Regions from separate parts of the Homo sapiens genome. Here region 2 is linked to region 1. A link is an interaction called in ENCODE POLR2A ChIA-PET data of the cell type or tissue named here. Cell type or tissue: CD4-positive, alpha-beta T cell. All regions are shown on one strand. Links, peaks and the distances in the headings refer to the core of each region. The heading gives the core; the rest is flanking DNA.

What was found. Peaks named below come from ENCODE experiments on the same cell type or tissue, not always from the same donor. Only the 100,000 strongest peaks of a DNase experiment are listed, where the experiment ranks them.
Region 2: POLR2A ChIA-PET joins it to region 1 with 10 read pairs; 12 of 35 experiments call an interaction of 5 or more read pairs at or near these places.

What each region holds. Positions count from the first base shown.
Region 1 is chr13:99,263,001-99,279,427 of GRCh38, forward strand. All of the region lies in intron 4 of UBAC2 (UBA domain containing 2), which reads left to right. Among named protein-coding and RNA genes, the nearest start is that of GPR18, 13 kb to the left of the region's middle. In CD4-positive, alpha-beta T cell, for the core only: CTCF peaks have their summits at 6,836 (motif pointing right) and 7,039; DNase peaks (open chromatin) are centred at 6,801 and 10,301; H3K27ac peaks cover 2,887 bases.
Region 2 is chr13:99,411,178-99,427,604 of GRCh38, forward strand. No RefSeq gene overlaps it. Among named protein-coding and RNA genes, the nearest start is that of LNCARGI, 13 kb to the right of the region's middle. RefSeq lists enhancers at 34-83, 6,014-6,933, 8,919-9,058, 9,109-9,198, 9,209-9,318 and 2 more. In CD4-positive, alpha-beta T cell, for the core only: CTCF peaks have their summits at 10,938 and 11,137; DNase peaks (open chromatin) are centred at 5,796, 6,124, 9,214, 11,214 and 2 weaker places; H3K4me3 peaks cover 2,298 bases; H3K27ac peaks cover 2,661 bases.

The sequences.
Region 1 (16,427 bases), core at 3,641-11,640:
GAGCTAACTTAACCTTCATGCTGACTGCAAAGTATGTAGTTTACATGGTGTGACCCAGAAATATTTACTCATGACTCTCAGATTGTATGTTCTTTCTGTATTTTGCATTATAATATTATACTTCGTTTTAGTAATTTTTGTTGAAGTTGGCCCTACTTAATAGAGAATCATCATAAATGGTAATTTGACTTATAGCAAACAATCTCCTGAGGGAATAGACCATCTTTTTATCTCCCTGTTTCTTGCTAATGAGTTGATATTCTCAAGGAAAGGTTTTATAGCTGGATCCTGGCAGCTCGTACATGTAATTGTGGTGTCTGGGATCTCTGCCATTCCATGGCCAAAAGACTTGAACAAGCACTTAAGAATGAGTAGATCCAAATGGTCAGCAACATGTAAATCTGCTCAACTTTTTATTAATAATTGGGAAAATGAAAATTAAAACCACAGCAGGGTATTATCCATTCGCCAGAATGCCTACGATGAAAAAGACGGACAGTGCAAAGTGCTGGCAAGGATGTTGAGTGATGAGGGTATCGAGTAACAAGGAACATTGCTGGTGGGAGTTTAAATATGGAAAACAGTTTAAGTATTAAAATGAAGATACCAACACTCCATGACTCAGAGTCCACTCCTAGGTCTATAACCAGTAAAAACACATGCTGCGTACCAGGAGACATGGACAAGAATGTTCACGGTAACATTATTTACAACAACTCCAAATTAGGAACAACCTGAATGTTCAACTATAGCATGAATAAGTCACTTGTGGTGTAGGCATAGAGTGGAGTGCAAGTCACAATCACAATTGATGATACACAGGGCAGATAGAACAACATGGATGAATCTCATGAATCTAGTGTTAAGTTGAAAAAGCCAGACATGAAGGAATTCATATCATATGATTCCATTTGTATAAATTTCAAAAAGCAGATGAAATGAAAATACAGTGCTTAGGATTTCATGCTTAGGTGGTAAACCTTTTGGGTGGGGTGTGGGCATGTGTAATAATAAGGAAGGGTCCCCCATCATCTGTATGGCAGGATCCTGGAGCTGTTGCTTTTCTTACCCTCACCACACTTAGGCCCAAAGAGATCAAGGAAGGGAGAGGTTACTAGAACTTGGAAGGAGAGACCCCAGTCAAGTCAGCTGTCTTGGAGCAGTGCTTTTCTTTTGAGAGACGGTAAGCTTGAGGTTCCCTTACAGGAAGGAACCAGGGAAATGTACACTGTGACCTCAGGTTCCTCTTGGCCTAAATCTCCCCTGAGGCTCCTGTTAGCAGGAAGCCAGGGGCCCATGAGCCTTTGCATAGAGTTTGGACCCACCAGCCTCTGGGACAGAGAACAGGCTAGGGAAGGGAAAAGAAGCAAATGGATTTTCTGGCATGCTGTACTTTTCTGTATATGTGTTACCTTTCCTATTTAAAAACTGCCTTATAGCTTGTGTAAAGTGCATGCTGTAGACACTAAGCACTAGTTCTCTTGGCTTCGTTTGTCCCCTTTTTTTCTTTGTAGCTTATTTAAATTTTTCCTGTCTTTAGACTGGGACTGGATAGCTGTGCAGGAGCCCAGCATGTGCCACTAACTGACCAGGTTGTCTTAACCATGTTAGCTCATTTCTCTGATGGTCACTCTCCCCAGGGGCAGTTGGGTGAGGCCTTCTGTGAGGGGTCATCCACTTCCGGCCTTGTGTGATTTGAAGGCATTCCTCTCCCCAACTCTTTGCATTGCAGAGAGTATTTTACCTTTGGTCTTCCTCTGAATTTCTGTAGGACTGTGGATAGGAGCCGGCAGGATAGGAGCTTGGAGGCTGCATGGAAGCCTGAATGCGTCCAGGATGCATTTCCTAAGTCCTCATCCCAGGGAGGAAAACCAAGAATGTGTCTGCTGAAGTTTGGGCCTACTCTAAATGCAAAGCACTCAGTCCCCTGATGGGGTCACATTAGTTCCTGATCTTTGCCATCGCTGTTTTTTTTTTTTTTTTTAATTGTTCTTCAGTGTGTATGTTTTTTACCATATTTTAAATTTATTTTTAAGTCGACCTCTTGGAGACATTATAATCAACCTTTAGAGGAAGACGTGTTGTTTTTTTCTTGGTAATAAAACTGCATTGATTTTGGTTACTCAGACAAGGTATTTACCAGAACTCTCCCTTGTATGCTTATAAAATAAAACTAGTACTCCATTCAGTTGAATATTTGCAGCAATGTTATCTTCTTATTGCTAATACCATTTGTATGGGTAGACTTTATGAGAAGTTTATGACTTTCAGCTCATACAGCTTCTTGCGCTCAGCAAGCCACAGTCTAAAGAGAGTCTTAACTGAGAAGGGAAGGAAGGAGGCAGGCAGGACCACCCTGAGACCCACAGGCCAGCTGCCGCTGTGCTTCTTTGGAAAAAAGGTTCTCAGACTGTGTTGGCTTACATCTTTCTGCCTCTGGTGTAGGATTTGCTCTTCTAACATGAATGGAACATTTGATTTAGGATCAGTAATTACAGGTTTTAGAACTGGAGTTTGAAGTATCTGTGACACATCTCTCTTTGACAGTCATGTGGGTACTGATCCCTGATTGCACTTTCACCCCTTTTCTTCTTCTTGTTCTCGTTTTGTGTGTGCCTTGTGAACAAGGACCTGGCACGTGCGTCTTCAAACGTTTCAGCGCATCTAGAGTAGTGCTTCACCCAGCAGGCCCTCAGTTAACAGGCATATGGATTCGACTGGTGTTTGTGTTTTTCTGTAAGAAAGGTTATGCCATGTCTCAAAAAATGAATGGCTAATGTTTCTAGGTAGATACAATTACAAAGACGTACCAAATAAAATAATGAGACAAAAAGAAATAGGTAGATTGGGATTGGCTGTGTAGAGGTTTTAAGGTAAAAGTGGGCAAGTTAAAAAGGTTTCGTATCAGAGAAGTTAGTTGCAATTTATTGAATGTAGGAGTACTCACACAGTTTATTTGAATATGAAATAGATCCAGATTTCTTATGTATGGTCTCCGGTTTTCCATACCGATTGATAGTTCAGGGCTGCTTTGACATAAATACTGTGCTTCTACTGCCACCTACAGATGATTAGTGGGTCTTGGAGCTCTTCACCTTTACCCCTTCTAAAGTCTCTTTGAAATTGAAATAATTTTTTTTAAAAGCTATTAATTGGTAGAATATTATAAAATATTTTAATGTTACTTTATGAATATTTCTATATTATATTACATAATACTATATAATATGTAGCTTTATATAATAGATATGAATGTATTCCTCTAAAACAAGGTGGCCAATCTTCTGGCTTCCCTTGGCCACATTGGGAGAACTGTCTTGGGCCACACATAAAATACACTAACACTAATGATAGCTGATGATCAAAAAAAAAATCATGGAAAAAACTCATAATATTTTAAGAAAGTGTACTAATTTGTGTTGGACTGCATTCAAAGCTGTCCTGGGCCCATGTGGCCCATGGGCTGCAGGTTGGACAAGCTTACTCTAAAACATTTTGGCTTGTAGACCATTTCTGCCCTCTTTGGAAGCATCCTCTTTTTTAGGAAACAGTTTTTCTCTGTAGGACTATGTGTATTCCTGGGCTAGGGCCTTGAGAAGATTCCATTTTAACTCTTATTTGTATCTGATATTATACTAAGATATTAAACATAAATGTGGCCTTAGAACAAATTTGACATGTTAAATATATATATATATGTATTAGACAATTTATCGTCTTAACCATGTTTAAATGTGCAGTTCAGTAGTGTTAAGTTCATTCACACTGCTGTGCAGCCAACCTCCAGGACATTTTCATCTTCCCAGACTGAAAGCCTGTACCCATCATACAGCAAATATCTCTTCAGTCCCTACTTTCAGTTCTTTTGGGTTATATCCCTGAAAGTGAAATTGCCGGATCGTGTGGTAATTCTGGTTTTAGTTTGTTGGGGAATGGCTGTATCGTTTTCCCCAGCAGCTGCACCAGCAACACAATGCCCAGTTTCTCCCTATCTTGGCTCGCAGGCACACCTCTCTCACACTCGCCCTTCCCTCCCCTCCCTCCCTTCCTTTCCTGTAGTAGCCATCCTCATGGGCATAAGGTGGTGTCTCATTGTGGTTTCATTTCCATTTCCGATGATGAGTGACTTCAAGAATCTTTTCATGGGCTTCTTGGCCATTTATATATATTTCTTCTTTAGAGAATTGCCTATTCAAGTTCTTTGCCCATTTGTTAATCTTTCTTGGTTGTTGAGCTGTAGGAGCTCTTTATGTAATCTAGATGTTAATCCCTTATCAGATGATTTGCAAATATTTTTTCTCTTACTCCGTAGGGTGCCTCTTTTCTTTGTTGATTGTGTCCTTTGATGCAATTTTTGGAGCATATTTTAGGCTTGCTCATTTATCATATTTTGATGATAAGGATGAATTTCATAGCTTTAGATTTCTAAATGGTGAGGGGAAGGGAGGGGAGGTTATCCTGAGTAAAATCAATGAGTCCTTTTGGAACCTTTCCTCATGACTTAAGCCGAAGCAGTATTTTCCTGCAGTCCTCAGCACCTTTGCCTTGTCCAGGAGGATATAAGTAAGGAAGGAAGAAACTAGCTCTGTTCCAGAGTCTGCTCACTTCAGAGCCTTCCACTTGCTACTGCTGCTTTCTTATGCTCTGAAAGGTATCTGCCTTTATTATTATAGTCATTTGAAATTGAAAGAGTAACATTTATCTTTTTGTAGCATTCTTGGTCCCTGCTGTTCTGATTAATATTTTATCAGTGATAAAAAATACCAAAATATAGTGTGTTTGCTCATCAGATTTGCAAATTACAAAAACTAGGAGGATATTTCAGTAATGGTGGAGGCTAAGCTTCTGTAACAAACCGCTGACACAGTGGCTCAAAGAGCGCAGATGTTCATTTCACTTTTGTAACCACCCTGTGGGGTAGGCAGGCTCTGTACCGGTAAGTCGTCAAGGGCCTGGTCTGGTGGAGCACCTCTGCTTTCCTCAACATGTGCCTTCCAAGGAGGCTCCATGGCTTCTGCTTCCAGCTGGTGTGGAAGAAAGAAGGGGCATGCAGGAGGAGGGATTGCCTTTCCCCAGGTGCCTTCAAGGTTGCAGATGTCACTCCTGCTCCCAAACCATTGGCAAGAACTTGGTCACGTGGCCACACCTAATCACAGGGAGGCTGGGAGATGTAATCTTACCTGGGCAGTTGTGTCCCTGGAGATAAGGGAACAGTGGGTTTTCGGGGAGCTGCTAGCAGTCTTCTCAGAAGAACAATAGCTCTAACACATTAGCTGCCTCAGCAAGCTGGAGTTTTGGGCTTTATAGTCAAAATATGAAACATAGAAGGAGGCCAGGCATGGTGGCTCTCACCTGTAATCTCGGCATTTTGGGAGGCCAAGGCAGGCAGATCGTTTGAGTCCTGGAGACCATCCTGGGCAACATAGCAAAACCTTGTGTTTACATAAAATACAAAAAATTAGCCAGGCGTGGTGGCATGTGCCTGTAGTCTCAGCTACCTAGGAGGCTGAGGTGGGAGGATCACCTGAGCCTGGAGGGCCGAGGCTGCAGTGAGCCATGATCCTGTCACTGCACTCCATTCAGCCTGGGCTACAGAGTGAGACTCTGTCTCAAAAAAAAAAAAAAAAAAAAAAAGAAACACAAAAGGTAAAGAAGGTAAGAGAGAGAACATTAGGTCTTTCTCTTGAGTCTTAAAAATCAGCTGTAGAGGCACTGAATGATAGAGTTGTTTGGCTTGTGAAATGGCATCATGGAGTGACTGCCAGTTGACACTAATATGCCCCTAGATGCCATTTGTAGGATTACAGGGAAACAAGGATGTTGCTGGTGGTCCAGGTTGGCATCAGGATGGGGTGGAGATGGAGATTGGCCATGGGAGAAACAGGTGGAGAACAGGCATTGCTTACCCCAGAGAGAAGAAACTGGGGCAGAACTGTCTTCCACTGTTGAAAGGGCTGCCCAGTGAAAGAGGAGTTAAATAAGGGGGGAATGGCCTGTGGTGAATGAAGACCACGGGGACATGCTACGGGATATAGCTTTGGGCTTGGCATAAGGAGTAACTTTGCAGCACTCACTGTCTCAAGATGAGGTGATCTCCCTTGGGAGCTGCTGAATTTGACACTGAGGATACTCAGGCTGTGGCTGGGAGAGTGCGAGGCAGGGGTGTTGCAGGAAGTCCACTCATTGGTAGGTACCACAAATGGAGTGCCTATGAAATCCCTTTAAACCGTGAGCATTCTGTGGTTTAAATGAGCTATATTCTGATTCTGTGCTCTTCTTTATTGTGAGATTCATAAGTAGGCTTAGAGAACTAGAGAAATTAATTGGAGTCCAGCCAAGGGACCGCATTTCCCAGGATGTTCTGTGCAGCCTAGTACTGGTACAGCAGAACTTGTTCCAGGACATAATTCACTGCAATGTAGAGTTATTATTATATTTCTCAAATTCTGTAATACAAAGAGGTTTGATATTTTTTCTATATAATCTAAGTGATTGATTTTTTGCTTTCTTATAAGCAAGGGGTATTTTTAAATTTTGAAGTACGTACTTCCAGAAAGTCTTTATAAATACTTAAAGAGGAATAGAATGAGAAAATCCTGACACCATTAAGGTAAGAGCTAAATAATGAGTTGGTAGGGTGACATATTTGAAACATTTATAAAATAAAATATTCAAAATAAATTACATTTTTCATATTATTACTACGAATTCTTACAGAACTTCAATCTAGACTGTAAGCTTCCATGTTAAAGCTGTTTTCCCCTTTCTGAAATGAGCATGCTCAGCAGTTCAGTAGGCATTGCCTGCAGTAACACTGCACTAGATGGCAGTGTTACATAGAACTTGATAAAAGCTTTAACTCCTCTAAAATAAGTTATTAAATGGGGATCATATGGTGAAACATTTTTGTAATAAATAACAGAATGGTATTATACTTTATACAAACACCTTTAACAGTTTGATACCCTGTGACTATTTCATAAAGGCGTGTGCTGTAGTTAGAATTAAAAACTGGTATTGTGTATGTGTGTTAATTTTTCCTAAACAACACAATAAAGTATTTTAAACACCACTGGTATAGCAATTGTGAAACTCCTATGATGTAAACCTAAGAATGATTTTTAGTTCTGATTATTCATGGGCTCAGCTCAGCACAGTTCCAAATTTTAACTACGTAAGGTGAGGCAACACACTACTTGGCCCTAATAGTAACATTAAAGAAAAAAATAATCATTATCTGAAAATTATTGAGCTAATCAAAGAGAATTGTAAGCAGATATTTTTATCAAGGGCATATGGTAATATTGTTTGCCATTTTGTGTCTCTTTGAAGTCTTATATGAACCACAGACTGTTTTCACTAGAATGCACATGTATGTAAATGTTAATAAGAAAATAATTGGAATTTAGCAGAGGTGAATATTATGGTCACATTTATAGTCATCAGCTTTTGTCTTCCTAAATAATGCTCCTTAGCTAATTCTTGGGCACAGATCAAGTGTTAGATTTTAATTACTACTTTTTACATTTCTATATCAATGTCCAAGATTATAGTGGTATCAACAACAAGTAGAATATTTTCAAAACCCAGAAAGTAAGTAAGTAGGGAACGAGAGTTTGTACTTAGAAACATAGTTAGATAGAAATTGATGGTTGATGGTGTGGACATGCACATGAGTTCTGAAGAAGAATAAAAATAAGGAACAGGAAGCTGAACTGTAAAAGATGATTTTCAGTACATTGCGTACTTTTATTAACTTAGAAAATATGCTAATCTTTTATGGTAAATTATGGAGGAAGTCAATTTCAGTCATGTTTTAGGAGAAGAAAGAATTTCCAAAGTGAGGAAGAGAATAGCTTGACACTTCCTTGTATAAAGTAGCCACTTAGTAAATGTTTGGGTATTTATGCATGCATGAATGAATGAGAGAATTCTACCTCATATTTTACAAGAGCAATCGGCTCTTTTCTGATTTCCCCAATCTTTTTGCATTCTCTTTTCCTCTTGTTAAATTATTTGTTGAGCACCTACTTTATGATAAGCCTTGTTCTGGGCTCTGAGGATCCTGCACTGATCAAAGCAGACAAAATCTTTGTCCTCATCGACTGTACATTGTAATTGAGGGTAAAAGACAGTAAACAAAATAAAAATTTGTAATATATATATGCCAGATCATGATCTGTGTTGTACAAAACTAAATAAACTAGGGAAGGGAATGCCAGGGTGTGAGTGGGATTGCAGTTTTAATAATTCTAGTAAGGAAAAGCTTCAGAAATCAGGTAATATTTGAGCAAAGACCTGAAGGGGTCAAGGTGTGAGCTATGTGGAGATATTGGGGAAAGTATTCCAGATATCAGAGACTGCCAGTGCCAAGGCCCTCAGGTGGAGATGGGACCATCCCGTACGTGGACAGCTGGAGCAGAGTGATGGGGGGATGGGGTGTGGGAAGATAGCAGGAGATGAGGCCAGGGAGGTAAGAGTGGTCACTGTCCTGTCAGGCCATTGTACTAATTTTGGCCTTTAATCAGGGCATTCGGGAGCCATTGCATGATGCTTTGGGAGATGAAGTCATGTTGGCCTGTGCTTTCTTTTCATTGTTTCCCATTCTTTTTTAAAAAAGCACTTAATCATTTTATACATACTTAGAGTTTTTAAATTGTTTTTCACTTCTGCTTCTCAGGTTATCAAATTCTCCCTCAGGGTAGTCTGTTGTTTCTTAGAGTTTTAATTTTTTATTGTGAACTCATTTTCAGTGGTTTCATTTGCTCTTCGAGTCCCCATGTCCCCCAGCTCACAAAAGTATCTCTGTTGAGGGATTTTGTGTTTACTACTGCTGGGTCCTGAGGGGTTTTTGTTGCCTGGATTAGCTTTTATATTATTTTCTTACCTTAGAGCTCCCAGACCATTCAAGTGGGGGTAAATCTAGGCCACAAATTCAGGTATGATGTTGGCCTTAGATTTTAATTTTTTGTTAGGACTGTTTGATCTTTTTGTTTCCAAGGCTTTTAATGTAAGCTAACTTTCTTTGTTGTTTCAGCAGACTATAAATGGAATATTTTTAGTCTTCTCTCTAAAAGACAGTGATCTTTGATGGTCTGGGCTCAGTCCCAGCTCTCTTTCCTTGAGCTGCTTAAGGTCACCTCTTTTAGCTCTACTAGACCTAAAAATCCCAGCCCTCAACTCCAGGGGCTTGTATCTAGGTCAAGTGCCTTGTGGGCCACTAAAGCAGCCCATATTTTAATTTCTATCTTTGTTTCTGATATCTGGGTTCATTAGAGAAATTTTTAAGCATGTATAAGAAAGGAGAGAACACTGTAATGAACCCCATGTTTCAACATCACCCACTTTCAACACTGATCAACTCATGGCCACCTTGTTTTATCTATATCCTTAATCTTAAGCCATTCTCATGGGCCTGTGACAGACTCTCTTTGGCATATAAACCCAGGAGCAGGAATGTAGGGTCATAGGATATATGAGTGTCTTAGTAAACTCGTGCTGTCATAGAGTGGGTGGCTTACACAGAAATTTATTTTCTCACAGTTTTGGAGGCTAGAAGTCCAAGATCAGGATGTTGGCATGGTCAAGTTCTGGTGAGGGCCTGCCGTCTTCCTGACTTGCAGATGGCCACCCTCTTGCTGTGTCCTTACATGGCTGAGAGAGCTCACTTTGGTCTCTCTTCCTCCTCTTACAAGGGCACTAATCTCATCATGGGGGCCCCACCCTCATGACCTCACCTAAACCTAATTGCCTCCCAAAGGTCCTACCTCCAAATACCACCACATTGGGGGCTAGTGCTTCAACATATGAATTTAGGGGTGGGGGGAGACAAAGTTCAGTGCACAGCAGCATGTATATTGTGTGTGTATGTGTACATTGTGAGTCTGTGTGTGTATCTGCTTTACTCTCTATTCCATTGGTCCGTGTGTCTGTTCATGCTCTAGTATTTTTAGCCATTTTGTTTTTGTAGTATGTATTGATATCTAGTAGAACAGGTTACTCTTTTTTTTTTTTTGGTTCATCTTTTCAAGATTAACCTAACTATTCTTCTGTATAAATTTTAGAGTAAGTTAATCAGTTATCTTTAAAAATTCAGCTGGAATTTGAGATATTAATATTTTCTTTTATCTCTTCTATTAGTATACCTATTAATATATTTTATAACTTGAGGTTCATCTTTTCTAAAAATGTTGCTTTCCTAGTTGGTAATATTATTCAGTTTGTTTCTTTTTTGTTGCGACTGTGTTCTAAGGTTGCCTAGTGATTTTGGCCTCTTAGCTCATGTTTCCCTGAAAGGTGTTAAACCACTTTGGCAGAGTCAGATTAGGTTAAGAGGGGCAGTGAGCACCCAGGATAGAGAATCCACAGCCACTGCAGGACCTTTGTGATCCACTCCTGTTTGGTGAGGTTCCAGAGGTGTCTTGGCTAGTGAGGGATTCATTTTTAAACTCTCAGAAATTAGCAGTATTGAGAGTAAGCGGTTTCTTTATATGGTAGTTTGCCTGTCCTGGGGGAAAGGAAAGATGTAGAGGAAGAAATGATTAAGGAAATGCTATCTCTTGGTAGGTACCTACCTCTTAAGGTAGGTACCTTGCAGTGTGGCTGTTGATGAATTTAGTGTTGATCTGATTATTAATACTTTGTGACAGTTTTGATGAGGTGCTTTGGAGTGATGAATCCAAGCAGATTCATCCATTTGGGTTGTACACTTGGTGTGGGCCCTGTCAAACAGGTGATCCCTGTATTTCTCTTCTTGAATTTTTCCTGAATTATTTTGATCACCTCCTCTTCCATTTTTCTCAGTTCTTTCTGGAAATCCTATTACCTAGATGTTCAGTCTCCTGGACAGGTCCAGTTTTCATCTTTTTTTTTTTTTTTCCTGCTTTCTTTCTCTGTGTTTTTGCTCTCCTTGCTGGGAGGTTTCCTGGGTTCTACCTTGCAATTATTCTAATTAATATTTTAAAATAAATTTTTATTGAGGTATAAATGTATATATCTTGAGTCCAGAGCTCACAGACTTTTTACAAAGTGACACCTTCTAAGCACCATCCAGTTGAAGAACAGAATGTGACCCACTCCCTAAAAGGTCCACTTTTGCTACCTTACAGTTACTCCTTCCTCCCAGAAGTCTACACTGACTTTTAACACCCTGATCTAGTTTTGTCTGTTTTTAAACTTTACATAATAGAGATGTGGACTCTTCTGTATCTTGCTTATTTTTTTCAGTATTCTGTTTAGTTTCACCTGTGTTGCTGTATGTACCTGTAGTTAATTTTTTTTCCATTATTGGTATAGTATTTTGGTGTGTGAATACCACCATCTATCCATTCTACTGCTTTTTTTTTTCTTGAGATAGGGTCTTGCTCTGTTGCCCAGGCTGGAGTGCAGTGGCATGATCACAGCAGCCTCGACCTCCTGGGCTCAAGTAATTCTCCTGCCTCAGCCTCCCCAGTAGCTGAGACTACAGATGCACTCCACCAGGACTGGCTAGTTTTTTTTATTTTTAGTAGAAACAAGGTCTTGCTATGTTGCCCAGGCAGGTCTTGAATTCATGAGCTCAAGTGATCCTCCTGCCTTGGCCTTCCAAAGTGTTAGGATTACAGGCATGAGGCACGTGCCTGGCCTCATAATACTGTTAATGTTAATGGACATTGGGATTGTTTATAATTTGGGAATAGTACAAATACTGTTATTATGAATATCCTTTTTCCTTTTCTTTTCTTTTTTTTTTTTTTGAGACAGGGTTTCACTGTTGCCCAGGCTGGAGTGTGGTGGCACGCAGTCATGGTTCACTGCAGCCTCAACTACCTGGCCTCAGGTGATCCTCCCACCTCAGCCTCCCAAGTAGCTGGGATTACAGGTGCGCACCACCACTCCCAGCTAATTTTTGTATTCTTTGTAGAGATGAGGTTTCTCCATGTTGCCCCGGCTGGTCTCAAACTCCTGTGCTCAAGCAGTCCTCCCACCTCCACCTCCCAAAGTGCTGGGATTATAGATGTGAGCCACTGCATGCAGCTTGAATGTCTTTGAACATGTCTTTTGTTGCATATATGTATGCATTTCTGCTGGGTATGTACCTAGGAGTGGAAAGCAGAATCATAGTGTATACATATGTTTAGATTTGGAAGATACTGCTAGTTTTCCTGTGGGTCAGGCATTTAAGAGCAGTTTAGCTGGGTGATTCTGGCCTAGAGTCTCTCATGTGGTTGTACTCAGGATGTCAGGGACCACAGTCATCTTCAGGCTTTACTGGGATTGGAAGACTCACAGTGCTGTTGGCAGGAAGCCTCAGCTCCTCACCACGGAGCTGCCTCCTGACATAGCAGCTATTACAGCTTCCCCCAGGTGAGTGGTCCAAGAATGTTGCAGTCCTTTTAATTTTAGTCATTCTAGCAGATGTGTGGTGATATATTTTTGTGATTTCAGTTCACATTTCCTTGATGACAAATGAGATTGAGTAGGTTTTCATTTATTGGTTTGTTGTTTTGGTTTTCTTAAAAATATTTATAACCTATTTTAAATTTTTATTAGCTCTTTATTTTTTGAATATTCATTTTTCCTGACATCCTGTTTTCATTTTGTGGATGCGATATTTTTTATCCCTCTCATATTGAGGATAGTTTCTTCACTACCTGCCTCTTCTACCCACCCCCCAGGTTTTATTTCTCTACACAGTTTATGTTTCTTCTGAGTTCCTTTTTACCTCTTTGTTTTCTGCTTTTGATGTCAGGAGTTTTCCTTACATATCTCTAAGCCTTTGATTATCTGTTTGGATTTAAGATCCAGCTTTTTAAAAGCTGATTGGAGTCTCGGGATGAGGTCCTCGATGACCATGGGCTCTGTCATAAGGTCCCCTGGTGAGGATGTTTGGGAATGCCAGTGTCAGGATCTGTGCATTTGTTTCTTCCCTGCTCACCACCAATGGGTTGGTCAGATTCCCCAGATCATACTCTCCACTCTAATACCTGTAGGGTGTAAGCCTGGGAGTCTTAACATTTACTAATAAACCTTGACTTGAGTGGACAAATTTTGATTTTTAGTATTGTATTTGTACTGTCAGTGGTGTCTGTGAGTCCCTCCAGTCTCAAGACCTTCCGTTTTTCTGCTTCTAAATAATAAATCTCCAGCCATCTGCCAAGATGGGGAGAGGCAGTGAGGGGTGTTTTCCAACGCTAACAAGTAGTACTCCAGTTCTTCTGAGTGTCCAGCAGTTCAATTCAGTTCTGACACTTTCTACCTGGAGTTAGTATCAGATCCTACAAGTCAAAGAGCTCAGTCTCAGAAGACTGTCTCCACTTCAGATGCCAGTCACACGTTTCAGGACATCTGTTCTTCTGACTGACCCGCTGTAAATTGGGGGTTCCCACAAGGTCTGTACCCCCACCAGGTCTGATACATTTGCAGGAACGTCTCACAGAACTCAGGAACGTATTTTACTTACGTTTATTGGTTTATTATAAAGGATACAACGCAGGAACAGCCAAATGGAAGGGCAAGGTGCGAGGGTGGGTGAGAGTGCACGGAGCTCTCGTGCCTTCTGTGGGCACCCCACCCTCTCAGCACTTCCATGTATTCACCAACCCAGAAGCTGTCTGAATTTCACTGCAGAAGAGTTTTTATAGGGCTCCATCTCCCACCACCCCACTTCCTGGAGGCTGGTGGGTGGTGCTGAAAGTTCCACCCCTCTAGTCACTTGGTCTTCCTGCTGGTCGGCCAGCTCCATCTGAGGCTATCCAGGGGCTCTACCTAAATAACCCATTAGGGTAAATTCAGATGTGGTTGAAAGGGGCTCATTATGAAGAAGAAAAGGCACTTCTGTCACTTAGGTGATGCCGAAGATTTTTTGGGAGCCAAACACCAAATACATTTTTGTAGAATACCACAGCCAGCCAGCAGGTGGGTAGAGTTCAGGGGGTGGCTGTGCAGTGCTCTGCCTTCCTCTTAGCACTTCTGGAAAGCCCTGGCCCTGCAACCTTTGGGAAGTCAAATGTTAATCAGGTTGCCTCTCAGATTTCACCACTGGTGGCTTAGTATTTGGTTTTCTCAGGTTTGCCAAGATAGCTACCCTGTATAGTGTTGCTGTTTTCTAACTTAGAAAAATTTTTAGGATCATCTACTCTTCATCTTTGTGGGCTTATACCTTTAAAAAAAATCCTTTTAATGTCACTCTTATGAGATTTTAGGAAAGAACAGAGGAGATAAATATGTATGTTCAAACTACCATCTTTAAAAGGCAATATTAAGGCCAGGTGCAGTGGCTCATGCCTGTAATCCCAGCACTTTGGGAGGCCGAGGCAGGTAGATCACCTGAGGTCAGGAGTTCGAGACCAGCCTAACCAACATGGAGAAACCCCGTCTCTACTAAAAATACAAAATTAGCCGAGCATGGTGGCACATGCCTGTAATCCCAGCTACTAGGGAGGCTGAGGCAGGAGAATCGCTTGAACCTGGGAGGCGGAGGTTACAGTGAGCCGAGATCACACCATTGTACTCCAGCCTGGGCAACAAGAGGGAAACTCCATCTCAAAAAATAAATAAATAAAATAAAATAAAAGGCAATATTGGTTTTTAAAAAGGTGTGTGTTTTAAGAATACTTGCAGTTGTGAAATCATTTTTTTCTCCATTGATAGTTACCTCTACAATCATTCAGACATTTTATTAAGGCCATTTTACATTGTGTCATCCTCCAGCATCACTCTCTTACTTGAAATAAAATAGGCCTTGTAATCACTGTGCTCTATTGTCTCACTTTCTGGGCCTACTTACTGGGGCTTTGAGTATTTCAGGCACTCTTGCCCCATCCCCTCTGTCACCACCCGCAAGCCTCATCAAGCCTCTAATCTGGAGGTGGGTGGTGGTAAATGAGCAAGAGGGAACTTGCTTAGTCTCGGGATCCATCTGTAGGAACATAACGTTCTTCTAATATCTGCAGATACCCAGTTTCTGCAGGATAAATTTCCTCATGGTCTCCCCATAGAAGGGCCTTTCCTGCTGTTCTCGATGAGCAGATTAATGTAGGGCACAGGTCTTACCTTCTCCATGTTTTCCAGTTCTGCCTCTTGCATTGCACAGGATAAAGCTTTCCAGGACTAGGCACAGATAATTTCGGAAGCTAAGAAATAGCTGTGATGGTGACACCAACATTATTCTGTGGATTAATTTGGTTATTTAGACCTATTTAAAAGAATCCATTATAGGTATTTTATGTAATATTTTTCTTAAATTTGTAGTCCTGTGTGTGGCTTTCATTTGGGCTATGCTATTATTAATTAACTGTTACCACATTATTAATACATGTGGCAATAGAGTTGGTACCAGGCAGTGGTATTCACTTTCTCGGGCGCGTGAAGGGATTGCCTGTCTGGAGGTGAGGGCTAGTCAGAGAGTAGCAGCACACCTACAATCATCTGTGGTCATCTCGAATTGCAACCGTTGGAGTATTTTTAAGGGAAGTGGGTATTGTGGGCAAAGTTAGCAATAAGTGACAGTTAGCTTTCTAAATTATTGTGTCTCTGCTTTGAATTTGGGCTAAATAGCCAACATATAAATAATCATCATAGCTTGAAAAATGATCAGTGTCTTTAAAAGTGAAAAAAAGTGATATTTCTCAACCTAAAAATAGGACTACCTGGATCTCCAAATTTGAAGCGATCACATTAACATGTTTGGAATAATAGATTAGATAAGTTGAATGGATAGATATTTTAGATATCTTCTCTCCTTTAATTCCTATTTAAAAAATAAACTTTGTTGATAGGGTTATATCTGTTTTACTGGTACGAAAACATTTTTAGAGAGACTAAGAAATCTGTCCAGGAACATATAACTCAGTTGAAATTTTAACCTACATCACTTGAATCTAAAACCGCCATGCCTCCAAGTCAAGGTAAAGCAACAGAAACTGTCAGGCTTATGGTTCCTCATGATCATCAGTTTGCAGAGAATTATATTTCTGAGTATTGATTATAACAAATGTGTGTGAATGTTGACTTTCCTTCATGAGTTACTCAGTATTTATACTGAGAAAAGTAGACTTTAGTCTGCTGTTGTGTAGCCAAAGCCTTTGGATTTTAAGCTGTTCCCTTTCTCCTTCCTTTTCCCACCTCCCTCTCGGCTTGCCACCTCTTTTCTCCTTTTCCCCCTTTTCTTACCCCTTTATCTCCCCTGCTTTTGCACTGATCCCCACTCCTCTTCCCCTCCCAACAGTACCTACTGGTTTGGTTAGCCCTACCGGGGATTTTAGTAAATAAATACTTAAATGCTTGAATGTGATTGCACAGAGCAAAGTTGACTAATAAAAAGTTGATCAAAATTTGTATCTAGAATGAAGGATGTGAGAGAATAAACTGCCACCATTCAAGTGTTTCAAGAGAAGCTTAAAGGTAATTTTTTGCAGAAGCTGTCTTTGACTACCCCCACCCTCAGA
Region 2 (16,427 bases), core at 5,658-13,657, 150 kb after region 1:
TAGTTTGCTCATTCTCATTGCTGAATGGTATTCCATTGTATTTGCATTTGAAGAACTGAATAGCGTGTTCATGGGTGAGTTGTTTACTGTCTCTAGGAATTGGCTAACCCGGGAAGGGGCAGTCCCTCCACAGTCAGCAAGGTCCCCAAATGTTAAAGCATCAGAATACAGAAAATAAAAGACGTGGTTAACACATGCAGCTTCTGTCCTGTTTGCTGGGACACTCTTTTTCAGCGCCTCAAGCTGTCGTATCAGAAGTCTGATTACCCTGAGGCTGGCATGCTGGGAGAAGCCATAGGCAGATGCTCCCGTGGACAGCCCCAGCCGAGGTTCCAGCCAGCAGTCAGCTTCAACAGCCACACACGGGAGCAAAGTCACTTCCAGGAGGCCCCAACCCGTGCCTCAGAGTTACCCCCAGCTGTTGATCCTTCTCAGCGGAGACTTCCAAGGTCAGGGAGCAGAGAAAAATCATTCCCACTGTGCCCTCTTCAATATCCTGACCCACAGAATCCACAAACATGATAAAACTATGTTTCCAGTTGCCGTTTTGGGGTAATTTGTTACACAGCCACAGTAACTAGAACAGTATGTTGGACTTCAACAAAAAGCTTACTGACAAAGACATGTTTTACACAGCCATGGTAACTAGAAGAGCACAGAGCACCACCATTTATTTATCCGTTCTACTGTTGCTGCGTGGTGCAGTTGCTGCCAGTTGGGATAATTACACACAGTCCTGCTCTTTATGTACTTTATGTGTTTGGTGAAACTTGTCTACATGTTGCTGAGCATACAGCTGGGAGTGGAACTGCTGGGTCACAGGCTCTGCATGTTTCTACTTTTAGTAGGTCCTGGCAAACAGTTGGTCAAAGTAGCTGTTCTTAATCGTTCCAGCAGTGTGGGGGCACTCCCGTGGCTCCTCTTCCTCACCACCACTTGGTGTTGTCAGTCTTTTTCAGGTTAGCTGTTTTGGTGGGTTGTGGTTTTAACAGCAGTTCCCTGATCACTACTGATGCTGGTCACCTTTTCACATGTTTATTGGCCATGTGGTAATCTTTCTGTATGCCTGTACAAATTGTATGCCCCTTTTTCTATTGGGTTGTTTGTTGAAAACGTGTACATATTTTCCTATTTCAAATGCACTTTTCCCAGTCTGCTAAGTAACCTAGCCTTGCCTTCTTTTTACCCACCTCCATTTCTCTCAGCTGCATTCTGATCATCCTTTAAGCCTTAATTTCCAAACTGTGACAAAAAGAAGAGTGGGAGTGGGTCTATGCAGTGCTCTGTGCACAGCAGGTTGGGGTCACGTGATGGTCTACGTGGTGCACACATAGGCACCAAAGTGTACAGAGGGTGTACAGCTCGCCCAAGGACCACTGTAGCTCATGCAGCCAGCACTGAGATCCAGGTTCTGAATGGCTTACTTCTGCAGTCAGATGCTGACTTGAAGGGCACCAGGTCCATGATCCCCTAAACCTCCCTCGATTCAGGACATAGCTGTCCCCTCCTGAACAATTTGAGGCTGGCTGGTGGGGATCCTGCTGTAGATTGTGCCTCATGTCAACCCAGGTATAGACATCTCTGTCTCATCTCTGCAAATAGAGAAGGAGCTTCTATTCAAATGGAAAGGAAGGGAAGCAAGGCTGAAAGGCAGAGAGAGGAGCACCAGAAAGCCCTTTGAACCTCAGGATGGGTGGATGGATGGATGCATAGATGGATGAATAGATAGAGACAGAGATGCTAGATTAGATAGGCAGGTGGACAGATATGACAGATTACTTAGATATAGAGATGATAGGGATGCTAGAGATGCCAGGTGGCTGATAGATAGATGGATATAGAGATAATAGATGAATAGAGGGACAGAGGATGGATGGATAGATAGAGAGATAGATTGGATAGATAGATGATAAGTAGATAGATGATAGAGAGATATAGAGATGATAGATTACATAATGGATAGATGAATAGAGGGATAGAGGATGAATGAATCCATAGATTAGATAGATAGATAGATAGATAATGTCAGATGGATATAGAGGTGATAGATTAGATAATGGATAGACGAATAGAGAGATAGATGGGTGGGTGGATAGATAAAGATAGGTGAAGATAGAGATGATATATCGACAGAGGTAGAGCTAGTCATGCACTCTGAAAATTGAATTTATACATATTTTTAACTTTATCAAGAATTCCCCAAGTGCTGTGCCAGCTACTGGTTGCATTTGGAAGATGCAAAAGCATGGTCTCCTACTGCCTGCGGTAGAGTGTTAGGACCTGTTTGAGAAGAGAAGACGTGCAGGGGAAACATCGCTAAAGCAAAGCTGCGGCTAGAGCTGTTGAGGTTTTGCTTTCTTCTGAGTTTGGCCCTGATAAAATGGCAACACAGTAAGAAATATGTAAAAACCCACGCAATGATCCTTTTGCTACTTTGTTTTATATTGTTCTTTCTTTTACAGATTACACTCAAGCAAGAGTTTTTTTTCTAGCATTCTAACCCCTTAACTAAGTAAACAGACATGTCCTGGAGTTGGTGAGAGAAGCCACCTCTGCCCTGTCCCACCTTCAGTTCATGAGCTGCTCCCAGGGAAGGAGAGTGCAGAGAACAAACCGAAGGAATGGCAAGATCTCGGAGCACTTGGCCTAGCTCAAGAGTCAAGGACAGCCCCCAGGTGGCTCCTGCCTGCCCTGGGAAAGCAGCCAGGGGAAGCGATTTCCCAGGACCAAAGCAGCCCAGCTTACAGGGGAGGGGCCGGTGAGGGACGCTGGGCACAGGCCTGCCATCTCCTCTGTCTGGGCCAGCCCCAAACCCCAAACTGCACTGCCTACACACACACACACACACACACACACACACACACACACCATTCTTTTTGACCAAACTTTAGTAAGGCTTCCCTAAGCCTTCTTCTTTGGGCTTTCCCAACTTTGGGCGTCCATACGGAACCACCCAGCCTTGATCTCTGGTCACCTCTCTTATCTGGTCAAATTCCTCACCCCCGCCCTCGACATCAGATCACCCTGGCTTTCAGCAGGAATCGGCTTAGGTCATCTTAACAAGAACCCTCATGTTTCCTTTCAGTAATTTCCCATCCCCCAACTCTGCTCCTTGGGGATGAGCCCCATTTTCCTCGTCCTTTTGGGAATGGAGCCCCGCTCTGTCCTGAGGACTTTTCTCCAATTGCAAGAGTTCCTGAGCAAGATCTGCGTCCACCGCTCCAACTGCTGTCGGCTCCAGTTTTCTTTAATAACACCCACACCCACTCACACACGTGCACACACCCATTTACACACATACGTGCACATGCACACCCACTCACCCTACATACCCAAACACATGCACACTCACACACCCACTCTACACACATGCACAACCACACACACATGCACACACCCTACACACCCACTCACACACATGCATACACCCTACATACCCACTCACATGCACACACCCTACACACCCACTCACATGCACACATTCACCCTACACACCCACTCACACAATGCACTCACACACCCATTCACACGTGTGAAAACACACCCACAGATGTGCACACACACCCACTCACACATGCACACACTTCCCCACCCATACACATATGCACACATTCACACATGTGCACACATACCCATTCACACACTTGTACTCACCATGCAGACATGTGCACACACCTACTCACACTCCACTCACATGCTTGCACACCCACTCATATACTCACACGTGTATACTAACACACACCTGCACTTGCATACATAACATTTCCACTCGCTTACACTCACACACATGCTCATGCACACACACATCCACTCATTCACACATACCCACTCACACGTGCACACACACTACACACACCCATCCTCACAGGTGTGTGCACACACTATATATTCGCACACTCACACAGACACACACACTCCATACACACCCCACATATGCACACATGACACACACTTATTCACAAACATGCACACATATATACACACTATACACACACCCACTCACACCCATGCACATGCACTCCACCCACACACACCCATTCACACACACACTCATTCACTCACATACATGCACACTCACACCCACTTTACACACCAACACACATTCAAACGTGCACACACTTGCACACCCACTCACGCATATTCACTCACACACACTGACGCTTCTCACACACTTGCTCACACACTCAAACTCACTCTGTGGAGAAGTGACCCGGGAGCCCCAGGGGTGGGGCAGGCCAACCAGCCCGCACTGAAGTGACCGCTCTTTGGAAGAGCACACAGACTCCAAGGCCCTCTCGTGAGTTTCACCAGCTCCCAACCACGAGAGAAGGTTCCTCTTCCTCCTCCCCTTCTTTCCTGAACAACTTGCTGGCCGAGCAAGGTGGGAGGCTGTGGGGAAGGGGCCTGAGGCCTGAGCCGACCTAGGGTAGCTCAGGTGGTGCGAACCACAGGTCCCCTCACCTTCTAGAACCGACTTGACCAGGCACAGAGCCGCTATCTGGTGCCTTTGGAAAGTTGTGTGTTCATTTTTTAATTTGTTCAGGCCTCACAGGGCAAAGAGATGGGACTGGCTCCTGACGCACCCCCAACCCTTGGCAATGGGCCCCCCTTCCTGATTTTTCAGGGGCCTCTTCCCCAGGGCACATCTCCCCCAGCCTCAGCTCTGCCTGGCCCTCAGGAATTCCAGCCTCAGGGTTCACCGCGTGCTGTGGCTCCCTGCCTCAGCCGGGGTGCCTCGTGCCCCCTTTGCTGCCAGGACACCGCACTAGCCTCGAGGCCCAGCTAAGGGCTACCTCCTCTCTGAAGCCTCCCCGGCTCAGCAGCATTTGTGAGCCCCTCCACCCTTGGCGCTTGCTTGGTACTTGGTGGGGACTGAGCCTCCGCAGTGACTCACAGGCCTCTTTCACGCCTCTGCACGCTCAGCAAACCCTTAGCCCTTGAGGGGCTGGCCTCGTCTTCTTCCTTTTCTTGGTATTTGGCACAAAACAAGTGCCCAGGATGCTGGGCCCTGCTGGAAGCCACAAAAAAGTCACATCCATACCCCAAGGAGGGGGTGGCAGGTGCTGTCACCACTGCTGTGAGTCTGGGGAGGTCAGCAGGGTTGGACAGCCACATAGACCCAAAGCAGGAGCCATCGAGAGAGGCCAAGCCGCTAAGCCTCACACCTTAATCCTAGCTACCTGTCCTCCTGCTGGTCCATCCCATTCCTTTGCTCATTGATGTCGGTAGACATGAGGACGCAGGGCACTGACAGCTCCCGGACTGTGCTGCGCGGGCTGTGGCCCCACACCTGCCCAAAGGTGAGCTCCTCTGCACCCCGTGTTCTGCGTCTCCACCCCATGGGGTCTCTCCCCACAAGCACAAGCACCCCACCCTTCCCCCATCCCATCTGCTCTCAGGAAAGGACCTAACATCAGTCATTTGTGCCTTTATCTGAAGTTACCCTGTTACAAGGTCCTTTGCCTTCTGAGGCTCACAGTGCTGATTGCAGCGTGCCAGGCGTGCCTCCGCTCAGAGATGATCAATCAGTGCAGTCATGAAGGGGGAGAATTACCAAAAGCGCTTCCAGAAGTGTTCTAAAATTCTCCCCCGGGGGTGACACAGCAAAGGTAGCCTGGTCCTATCGGTGGCTGGAGGCTGACGCTGGCCTCTGCTCCTTCTGGCCTGACAGCAGTGGCCGGGATCCTGGAGCGTCCACGCAGGTTAGGGCGTGCTCTACACCCCGCGTAGGCTAGGGCGTGCTCTACACCGATGACGGGTGGAAGCAGAGTGAGCTGCAGCTCACCAGGCCATGGGGGCAGAGCAGCTGCAATCTGAGCCGTTTTCTTGGAGCCCAAGCACCTTTCCCATGCCCTGGGAAGACCCCCTGGCCCGCTTACCTCACCCACCAAGGACATGTGCAAGGAGGCCAGCAGAGGCCTGTGCAGCAGCCAGCCTGCTTCCTAGGTGGCTCCAAAGCCTCGAAGGGTGTCCCCTGCACGCTGTCCTCTGCAGAAACGGAATCTGTTCATGGCACAAAACTCGACACTCTTCCTCCCTTTACACCCCTGCTGGAAAAAAAAAAAGAGAGAGAGAGAGAGAAAAAACACCCAGGGTGCCAGTCAAGGTGATCTCCCCGCCACAGGATGCCTGCGCACAGCCCCCACCATCCCCTAGAGAAGAGAGGAGGAGGAAAGTCACCCCAGGAGGCCAATTTCCTTTCAGCTCCATTTCCCTGCACACCCCTCAGGCTGGGATTCAGACCATAGATGTGACAGTGAAGCCACCAGAGTCAGGAAATTCAAAAGCAGCCACCATTCTCCCCGCACTGGGGCAGCGAGCAAGGGAAAGCAAGAAACGCCCCCTGGGGACCCAGACACTCTCAGCTCCGTGTGTGAAGGTGGAGGGGAGACCGCCCTGGCTCTGGATTTCCTGGGTTTTGTGACCCAGGCAAGGTGCCTTAATGGGGCCTGAAAGGTGCATTTGCAGCCCAGGCAGGCAGCGCTCCAAGAGCAGCAGTTAGCGGGGGCTGGGCAGCGGGACTGCAGGTTAAACCCACCCCTCCCCAGCAGGGAAAGGCTGCGGGCTGAGGCCACCGGGCCACCGCTCTTTTTCTCCTCTCATTTCAAAGGGCAAGAATGGTTTTCCCTGCCACATCACTGGCTAATAAATGAGGCATCGAGCAGCTCCTTTGATTAAGACTATGCGGCCCTCACTACGTCATTGTCATCATTGACACGGTAAGTGTGCCTGTTCTTTCTGAGGCTGCCTGTGAACCCAGCGTGAAGCCCACCCCAGTCAGCAGCCAGCTGTCCAGCCTAGGGGAACAGCTGCCCCCAGTCCACTGTGTCCCGGCTTCCCCTAGTCTAGAATGTGGTCAACACACTCCCCTACCTGGCCTCCCATTGACAGAGGCTATGGGACCCAATTTTCCCCATATGTAAATCGGGCCTTCAAATATGCCCCCAAAACTCCAGGCCTGTTGGAGATAACTTAGATGAAAAGGTCCTATCTTATCATACACCTTTACCATAAACTTCCCCTCCTGCCACCCCCAGAAGGAAGAGCTGAGGCAGTTTCCAAAGGTGCCTGACTTGTCCACAGACCACAAGCCCCAGGAGAAACGTCCTGGGCGTCCTCACAACATTTAGGATTAAATGTTAAAAAAAAAAAAAAGAGACCTAGAAGGCCCCCACAAAAGGGCAAGAAATTATAGAATACCACCCACACGGGGTTTATTCCTGATTCACTCAATAAGCATTTACTGAGGCACAGCTGGGCGCAGCCACGGGCTCTAAGTTGACTGTGTACAAGTGATGGAGGGCTGCAACCCACACACAGGAGGGCCTGGGGTCTGCCCCGCCCCGTGCCAAGTTATCATCTCTGTTGCCCATCAGGGACCTTGTCTAAGCGGGAGCTGCAGCCCCCACAGGCCCAGCGAACCTGACAGAACCAGACCCTGCCCCAAGTTCTGTGGATCCCCCCACCACTCTTGCGGGTCCTTCCTTCTGTGTTTATCGCTGAGGCCACGCACTGAATGTCACATTGTCTTGGGTTATTGTCTAATTGTTTCCTGGGCAGAGACATTTCATTTCAGCCAGCTGAGTTCCATGGGGTAGAAACGGCAGCAGGCTCTTATATAAATCATCTGCTGGGGTGGAAGAGATTATCCAGCCCGTGGTGGGGGCCAGAATTCAGGGGGGCTGTGAGGCTGGATGGGAAAATGATGCCATCTTTGTTTCCATTAGGCCCCAGCTGAAATGTGATGTTTCAGTTGTGGACACGAGTGGCCAGCCACAGTGGCGGGAGAGTGCCTGAGACTTGGGTGCTGTTTGTTAGAAACCACAGCAAGTCTTTTCATCGCCCAGTGCAGGTGATCCAGGTACCTTAAGGCATTATTTATGCTCGTCACTACCTTGAAATTACAGTCACTATTAGACATGTCAGTAGTGAATAAAGAAGTGTGTAGGACATTATATTAAAAATCTGCTTTTCTTTGGCCAGGCGTGGTAGCTCATGCCTGTAATCCCAACACTTTGGGAGGCTGAGGCAGAAGGATTGCTTGAATCCAGGAGTTCGAAACTAGCCTGGGCAACATAGCGAGAGTTTGTCTACAAAAATTAAAAAATTAGACAGGTATGGTGGTGCATGCCTGTAGTCCCAGCTACTCTGGAGGCTGAGGTGGGAGGATCACTTGAGCTTGGGAGGTCAAGGCTGCAGTGAGCTGTGACTGTACCACTGCATTCCAGCCTGGGTGACAGGGAGAGACCCCCCATCTCAAAAAAAAAAGTACTTTTAAACATTTTGATCACTATATTTTAATATGAAAGGTTTCTTTTCATCTTAGGTGTTTTACTTTATACATTTAAAAACCAGGACTCTGGGAAGGGGTCCACAGGCTTCAGCCAAAAGGGTTGTGGCTCAAGAAAAGGTGAAGGACCCTCGATCTAGTCTAACCATTTTGCCTTCTAAGTGGGGACACTGAGGCATGGGATGTTTCCAAAGCCTCCCAGCTTATCCATCAGACTTGATTAGAGCCTCAGCTGCCTGAAACCCCCTCCGCTTCAGATGCAGTGGCCTTCCATCCCTGCACTCCACACCCTGAGCCCGACATGTGACTTCCTGACCCACTGACTACCCTGGTTCCTCCTCCAGGTGCTTCATCAGCCCCCTTCATCTTAGTCCATCTGTCCTCTTCCACCTGGCCCTGGACAAGGGTCAATAGAGCACAGTGGTTTCCTGTTCACTCAGGTCAGGAAACCAATGGCAAGAAAAGTGACAACGATGGCACCCATGATTGAGGACCTCCTCTGTGTCAGACACTCCTAGCTTTACTTATTTACACCTCACTTTATCCGCAAAGAGGCATCATTATCCCCATTTCACAGATGAATAAAATGAGGCTTAGAGGAGTTAAGTGATTTGTTCAAGGCCAACTGCATGGAGATACGGGTCCTCCAGGTGGGTTCAGTTACAAGGCAGTCGAAGCTGGGGCTGGAGTGGGGAGGTGGCCGAATATAGGCTCTCCCAGATCTGAAGGATGCAGAGACTTTGGGCCAGTGTTCCTGAGGACAGGTAGAGCAGGGGCTGCGGACAGTGCAACTGTGGCTGAGCCCACCTACCGGCTGCTACCCTTGAAGTGGCTTCACAAGGTACTGATTTCTGCCTCGCTCTGTGCCTGCCCCGGGAAAGCGGAGCTGGCACCGCTATCGCATCTCTGTGGTTTGCACGTCTGTGTTCCCAGAGCTGCTTCAGCCCCACACGTGGGCAGAGCAGCAGTGTGGTTGAGCTGTCCAGGTGCTGCCGTTTTTGCTTTTTCTTTCTTTTTTAATGATGAAGAGGAAAAGGAGTGTGGGGTGGGCACAGATGTACTTGTTCCTCTTTTTTTACATTTAATCATTGACAGGACTGCTGACGCTGGAGTAACACACTCACTCACCCATGTAGTGCTCACCAAGTGTCTACACTATGCTGACCTCCCAGAACCACCTAGGTCTTCGGCACTGACAGACCCTCCCTTCTAGCAAAGTAGACAGGTAGACAGGTGAGAGCTCTATGGGGTGACAGGCACGCCGCAGAGATAGCAACTTCAGGGTGCCAAGGAACACACAGGAGGAGGCTCTTCCTGGTCCCAGGTGGCCGAGGAGGTTTCCCAGAGGTCAAGCTTGAGGATGAGACAATCTGCCCAACCCCTCCAGCTGCTGACACAGAGGGAGGGAGAGCACAGGGAATGGTGTGCCGGACCGTTACTCTCCCACCCAGAGGTTTCTTGTCACTTTCTCTCATATTTCCTTGAACAACACAAGTCACGTGGCCACACCTAACTTCAAGAGGTGGAATCCTGGTGGGGCACAGTGGCTCACGCCTATAATCCCAGCACCTTGGGAGGCCGAGGCAGGTGGATCACCTGAGGTCAGGAGTTCGAGACCAGACTGGCCAACATGGTGAAACCCCGTCTCTACTAAAAATACAAAAATTAGTCGGGCTTGGTAGTGCATGCCTGTACTCCCAGCTACTCAGGAGGCTGAGGCAGGAGAATCGCTTGAACCTGGGAGGCGGAGGTTGCAGTGAGCTGAGATGGTGCCACTGCACTCCAGCCTGGGTGACAAAGCAAGACTCCATCTCAAAAAAAAAAAAAAAAAAAAAAAAGGTGGAATCCTGCCGTGTGCTGGGAGCAGCACAAGCAGTGTGGACCACACTACAAATGTGTCCTCTCCAGCCCCAAACTCATGTGGATTCGCCCATCCCCACAGAGCACCTACCCACGGCCATCCTGCCCGCCCCACCTTGCTCTTCCTCATGTGCCATGCCCGCCCCCGCCGTCACCCCAGTTTTCGGTCCTCATTCATCACCTCTGCTGCATTCTCGTGGCTGTGGCCTCAGCCCAGTCCTCACTGTCTCTCTCCAGGACAGCCACAGCTTCTTGCTTCCTGGTCTCCGATCTTAATTCTCCAATCCAGTTTATATTCTACATCCCACTGAGGATTGCAGAATGAGTTTGCTAAAGGCACAACTGATTGTGTTATTCGCTACCTAAAATCCTTTGAGGGTCTTTAGGACAGGATTCGATTTCCATGACCTGGGATATGCTGTTCTCTCTGTCCAGAATGCATTTTCCCTCCCCATGAACCCTCATCAACTCTGCTTAACTCCTTCTCACACAAGACTCAGCCCTCCTCCAGGCAGTCTTCCTTGGCTGCCCCACACCCTGCATCTCATTTTGGTGCTCCCCTTCTAGTCCCCAAATGTCTCTATATTAGTGTACACCATAAATGACTAGTGTCTGTCAGACTGGGAGCTGTTTAGGGAAGTGACAAAGTCTCAATCATCAACTCCTAGGGCCTCCACAGGGGTCAGCCTGGTGGGTGCGTGCTGAATGATTGCTGAATGCAGGGCCAGTGGTAGTTACTGTTCCAAACCTGCCCTCCACAGCCTGTCTTCCCACATCATCCAGAGACTTCTTCCCACAGGACACATCAAGCATCTGCTTAGCTCCCTGTGCTGGCCACTGGGGAGGGGGTGTGAAGGCACACCCATGGCCTGCAAGGAGCTTAAATGTTGAGGGGAAAGTTGAGAAACCCAAAAGTCACTGGGAACCACATGGCACTCAACGTGGGGACGACAGCTGGGGATGAGACACCACCCTTATGTCTTCCCTTGGCCTCATAGAGTCACCACATAGAGGAACCTGATAGAGGCTCCTGTCTAATCCGACCAGGTTGCAGATGAGGATGCTGAGACCCAGAGAGGTGGGCTGAGTCACTGCGGTCACTCAGGTAGCCACCAACGTCACTGCAACCCAGACCAGCCTCAGACCTCCACAGCAAATGCTCTTTAGGAAAAAGCAGACGTGGGCACCTTCCACTTCTATGCAACATGCTGTGACGTAAGACAACCCTCAAATATCTCAAACCAGCGGTGTTTTTCTCCCTGCACTCTTCCTTCAAGAGGAAGTTGCAATTTAATTGAATTATTTCTTCTTTCTCTCCTTTAGTCAAAAATTGTGATTTAAGCACCTTTTATGTTTAAGCCACCCTGCTGGCCACCAGGTGATAATCCAAGAGAAACAAAACCACCCTCACTTCAGAGCTTGGGGACAAGACACATGTCCCTTACATCAGCGAACCAAGATCGGGAGGGAAATGCCGAAGGAGTGGTTCAAGCAGTTGGCAAAAATTTTACAAGAAAATGCCCCAAGGAGCTATTTAGTCAGAAAAGCAACTTCTGGGGAGATCCCTGGATTCAACACAATCCCCTGTCCTGACCATCCCCGACCTGTGATCCTACTGTGCGGACAGCTTCAGAGCCTGAAAGGCGCAGAGTCGGTAACATTAAATGAGAGTCTCTTCACCCGGTCAGACTTCGTTAGGGCCAAGCTCTTCGAGCAAGATGGAGGTGCCGTCCTTCCCCAGTGCCTGACTCAGTTGCCAGCACCCAGTGTGTGCACTGGGTGAACGCAGACACTCTTCTTTCTACAGTTCCCATGGCAGGGGTCAGGGCCCATGGAGTATGATGGGGTTCAGGCCACGCTATCCCAAAACATGGCATCTTGGCATTTAAGAAAACAGGAGGAGCAAGAAGGTCACTCCTACCCCCACCATGCCCCTCCCCACCCCCGAAGCAGCTTATAGACCCTCGTTTGAAAGTTCCCCTCCACACACCCAGAAGAAAGGAACATCCTTACCTCTGAAGGCACCAGGGTCACAGGGAGGAGCCTGAACAAACAAGCCTTGCTAAGTCCCCCAGGGGTTCCCCATTCGATCACACCCTTGTCTTCCTCCAATCTTATTTCTCCAAAATCATCCACTCTTCATCTAACCTAAGCATGGAAAAGTCACAGGTCTCTCTGTTTCTTTAGGTTTCTTCAATTTCCTTTTTCATTTTTTCTTTCTGAGATGGAGTCTCACTCTGTTGCCCAGGCTGGAGTGCAGTGGCACAATCTCAGCTCACTGCAACCTCTGCCTCCTGGGCTCAAGCAATTCTCTTGCCTCAGCCTCCTGAGTAGCTGGGATGACAGGTGTGCACCACCATGACCAGCTAATTTTTGTATTTTTAGTAGAGACGGGTTTTCACCATGTTGGCCAGGCTGGTCTCGAACTCCTGACCTCAAGTCCTCCCACCTTGGCCTCCCAAAGCGCTTACAGGATCATAGGCGTGAGCCACCATGCCTGGTCCTGGAAGGAGGATCTTATGATCTGTTTTCTGGTGAAGTAGGTCAGAGGATTCCTTTATGGCCAGCTGTCACATAGAAGGGTGGGGGAAGGGTCTCATGATCATCTCGTTTCTTTGTTTTATCAGTTGCCAAGGTGCCATGTTTTGGGGTATCAGGCACTGAGCCCAACAGGTGGAACTCATCTACATTGGTAACAGTTGTAGTTCATTCACTCTCATTGTTATATACTATTCATTTGTTTGGCTGTACCAACACTTACACATTCATGCTCTTTTATTTTTTCTTTTTCTTTTTTCTTTCTTTCTTTCTTTTTTTTTTTTTGAGACAGGCTCACTCCGTCACCCAGGCTGGAGCACAGTGGCATGAACATGGCTCACTGCAGCCTTGACCTCGAAGGCTCAAGTGATTCTCTCACCTCAGCCCCTCAAGTAGCTGGGACCAGAGGTGCATGCCACTATGCCTGGAAAATTTTGTATTTTTTGGTAGAGACAGCGTTACGCCATGTTGGCCAGGCAGGTCTCAAACTTCTGAGCTCAGGCAATCTGCCAGCTTCAGCCTCCCAAAGTGTTGGGATTACAGTTATTCTCCTTTTGATAAACATGAGTTGTATTTCATGCGGGGCTATTACAAACAGTGCTGCTGTGAACATTTCTGTACACATCATTTGGTGAACTTACATACTCATTTTCTTTAGGATGTACCCAGATTGGGGAATGCTGGGCCACAGGGTATTTTGGTTTAGCTTCAGTTGAAACTATCCTTGGTTGATTTTTTAAAAAGAAAACATTTTAAAACTTGATTTTTTTAAAAACTGAAAATAAAATTTAAAATGATCAATGTTTTGTCAAAGCGGCACTTTTCCTCTGTGATTGAACAATTAGGTTTTTAAAAATAATTGGAGGAGAACTTAAATATGTGTAGTCTGGTATTTTTCAACCATTGGGTTAAAATCCACAATTAGTTGGTTTAAAAAAAAAAACTGTTTTGGGCCAGGCAAGGTGGCTCATGCCTGTAATCCCAGTACTTTGGGAGGCCAAAGCAGGAGGATCCCTTGAGCTCAGGAGTTTGAGACCAGCCTGGGCAACACAGTGAGACCCCATCTCTACAAATAATTTAAAAATTGGCTGAGTGTGGTGGTGCATGCCTGTAGTCCTAGCTACTCAGGAGGCTGAGGCTGGAAGATTGCTTGAGCCTGGGAGATGGAGGCTGCAGTGAGCCATGACTGCCACTGCACTCCAGCCTGGGTGACAGACAGAGCAGGACCCTGTCTCAAGAAAAAAAAATTGTTTTAATTGTGATAAAATATACATAAAATTTACTACTTTAATAATTTATTGTGGGTTTCGAGATCATTTTAGTGGGCCATGATCAGAACTTTTTAAAAATGAGATAGAAGAGAAAAGGAAACAGAACAGAAAAGAAAATACATCGTAATAAGGACAAATACTGTTTCATAAGACTTCTGTTTCCGTTGTGTGTGCTCTGTGTTTTAAAAGTTTGTAAAACACGGGTCTAGTCCAACTCTTTTAATTTACAGAGAGGGAAATATACTCAGAGACAGAAGTGATATCCCAAACAGAGCTTGAACTAGAACATGGCATCAGGCTTCCAATTCAGAGTCTGATATTTTCCAACTCCCATCTCACCATCTTTGCTGTTGATCTCTCCAAACTCACGTGCTAGATCAGGCTAGACCTTCATGGCCCCATATTTTCTTGGTGGAAAAGGGTCTCCTGTTCCCTGCCCCTTGAGTTAGTCCCAGACAGGCTGCAGAGAGGAGCCAGGACTCAGCCAGCACCTTCTGAACGCCACTGTGATAACCCAAGGATGCCCCATTTGACCTTGTCTACTCTGGGGTCAACCAGGAATAGTACAAACCTAGATCTTAACGGAAGAGAGGGGAAAGGACCTGTGGTTTGACATTTTTCAGAATTTTTCTCTTCTGTGTGTTTCAAGAGCACTTTTCTCGCGGAGCTCAAGAGAGGAAGCGCTATAAATAGAGGGCCTGGAGGAGGGGCGGCCGCGGGAGGAAGAAGTTCTCAGAACACCTGCTTGTCTCAAAATCAAGGCCCAGTGGGGTTTTTCAGGGGGCAGTTCCCAAGCAGGCCCCTACCCAATCCCCCGGCCAGAAACTTTTCCAGGCTCTTCTCCAGCTCATCGAAACCAGGGCTTAGCCCTCTGGCCTGGATCCCTACACCCCAAATGCAGCCACAACCCCAAGTCCACCCCAGAGCCCTGGGAGGGGTGACCTTGCCCCTCTGGATCTAAGGTCCCTGGTCACTCAGCTCAGAGTCACGAGCTGCTCCCAGCCCATAGTTGACCTAAATGAGGTCAGGGCAGACCCCAGTCCACACCTCAGCAACGCCTTCCCGTGTCTGAGGACAAGACCCACCAACGGCAGATTGGTCATCTCTGACCCGCAGGCGGGATGGGGAACGGGCTCTCTTGAGGCTGTCCCTGCAGCAGCTACTGTTTTTACTTGGAGTGTGTTTCTCTGGGGGCTGCCTTTGGTGGGAGAGGAAAAGGCCATGCAGATTGCTTGGGGAGGGGCCAGACTCCCCCCTCATTCCTCCACTCCCTTCTCCCCTGCCCTCTCCACACCCAGCCCTGCACCCCTCTCCTGCCACTGGGTGGCCTATGGCCTTTCTGCTGCCATGCTGCCCGCTCTCCTCTTCTCTCCTCACCTGGGGGCCCCTCTTGCCTTGCAAGTCTCCACCTCAGTATCCCCTTGGCCAAGAGCATTTCAAGGACCTCGCTGTAAATTACACCCCGGGTTACATGGCAGGCTCGTCCTTCAGACACCATATGTGTTCAACTCAGGCTTGGATGTGTGTCATCATGAGGTTAATCTGTCTCTCCCTCAGCGAGCTGCGAGCTCTGAAGGCGAGGCCAAGTTGGTTTTGCTCCCTGCTTCTACCACCTTCCAGCACAAGGTCCAGCAGGAGTCATGCCCAGCACATTCCTCCAGCCAGCAGGGAGGGGAAGGGAGGGGAAGGGAGGGGAGGATGCAGGAGAGATGAGGGGAAGGTGGGAGGGGAAGAGAGAAGGGAGGAGAGAAGAGAGGATGCAGGGGAGAGGGGAGACGGTGGAGGAGAGGATGGAAGAGAGGAGGGAGGAGAGGGTGGAAGGGACGAGGGAGGGGAGAATGAAGGGGAGGAGGGAGGAGAGAGGGGAGGGTGGAAGGGAGGAGAGGGGAGGGTGGAGGGGAGGAGGGAGGAGAGGGTGGAAGGGGGGAGTAGGGTGAAGGGAGGAGGGTGGAAGGGAGGACGGAGGGTAGGGTGGGAGGGAGGGCAGGGTGGGAGGGAGGAGAGAGGGCAGGATGGAGGAGAGGGTGAAAGGGAGGAGGGAGGGGAGGATAGAGAAGAGGAGGGAGAAGAGATGGAAGGGAGGATGGAGGGGAGGGTGGGGGGGAGGATAGAGAAGAGGAGGGAGAAGACAATGGAAGGGAGGACGGAGGGGAGGGTGAAGGGGGGAAGATAGAGAAGAGGAGGGAGAAGAGGATGGAAGGGAGGATGGAGGGGAGGATGAAAGGGAGGAGCGAGGGCAGGGAGTCAGTTTTCAGCAGGAATTGAACAGCTCTCTCCCTTCTGGTCACTCCATGAAAAATAGTTTGAGAGTTTTCCCCTGTGCTAGCCAATCATGGGGCTGTTTCAGCATGGAGCCCCACTTCCTCTCAGGGCACACTCTTTCTTCTTGGAAACCGCCAGGAAGCAGCCGGAGCCAGCAAGTGGTGTGCCTCAGCCTCCCTCTGGAGAACAAGCGTCACAGGTTTTGC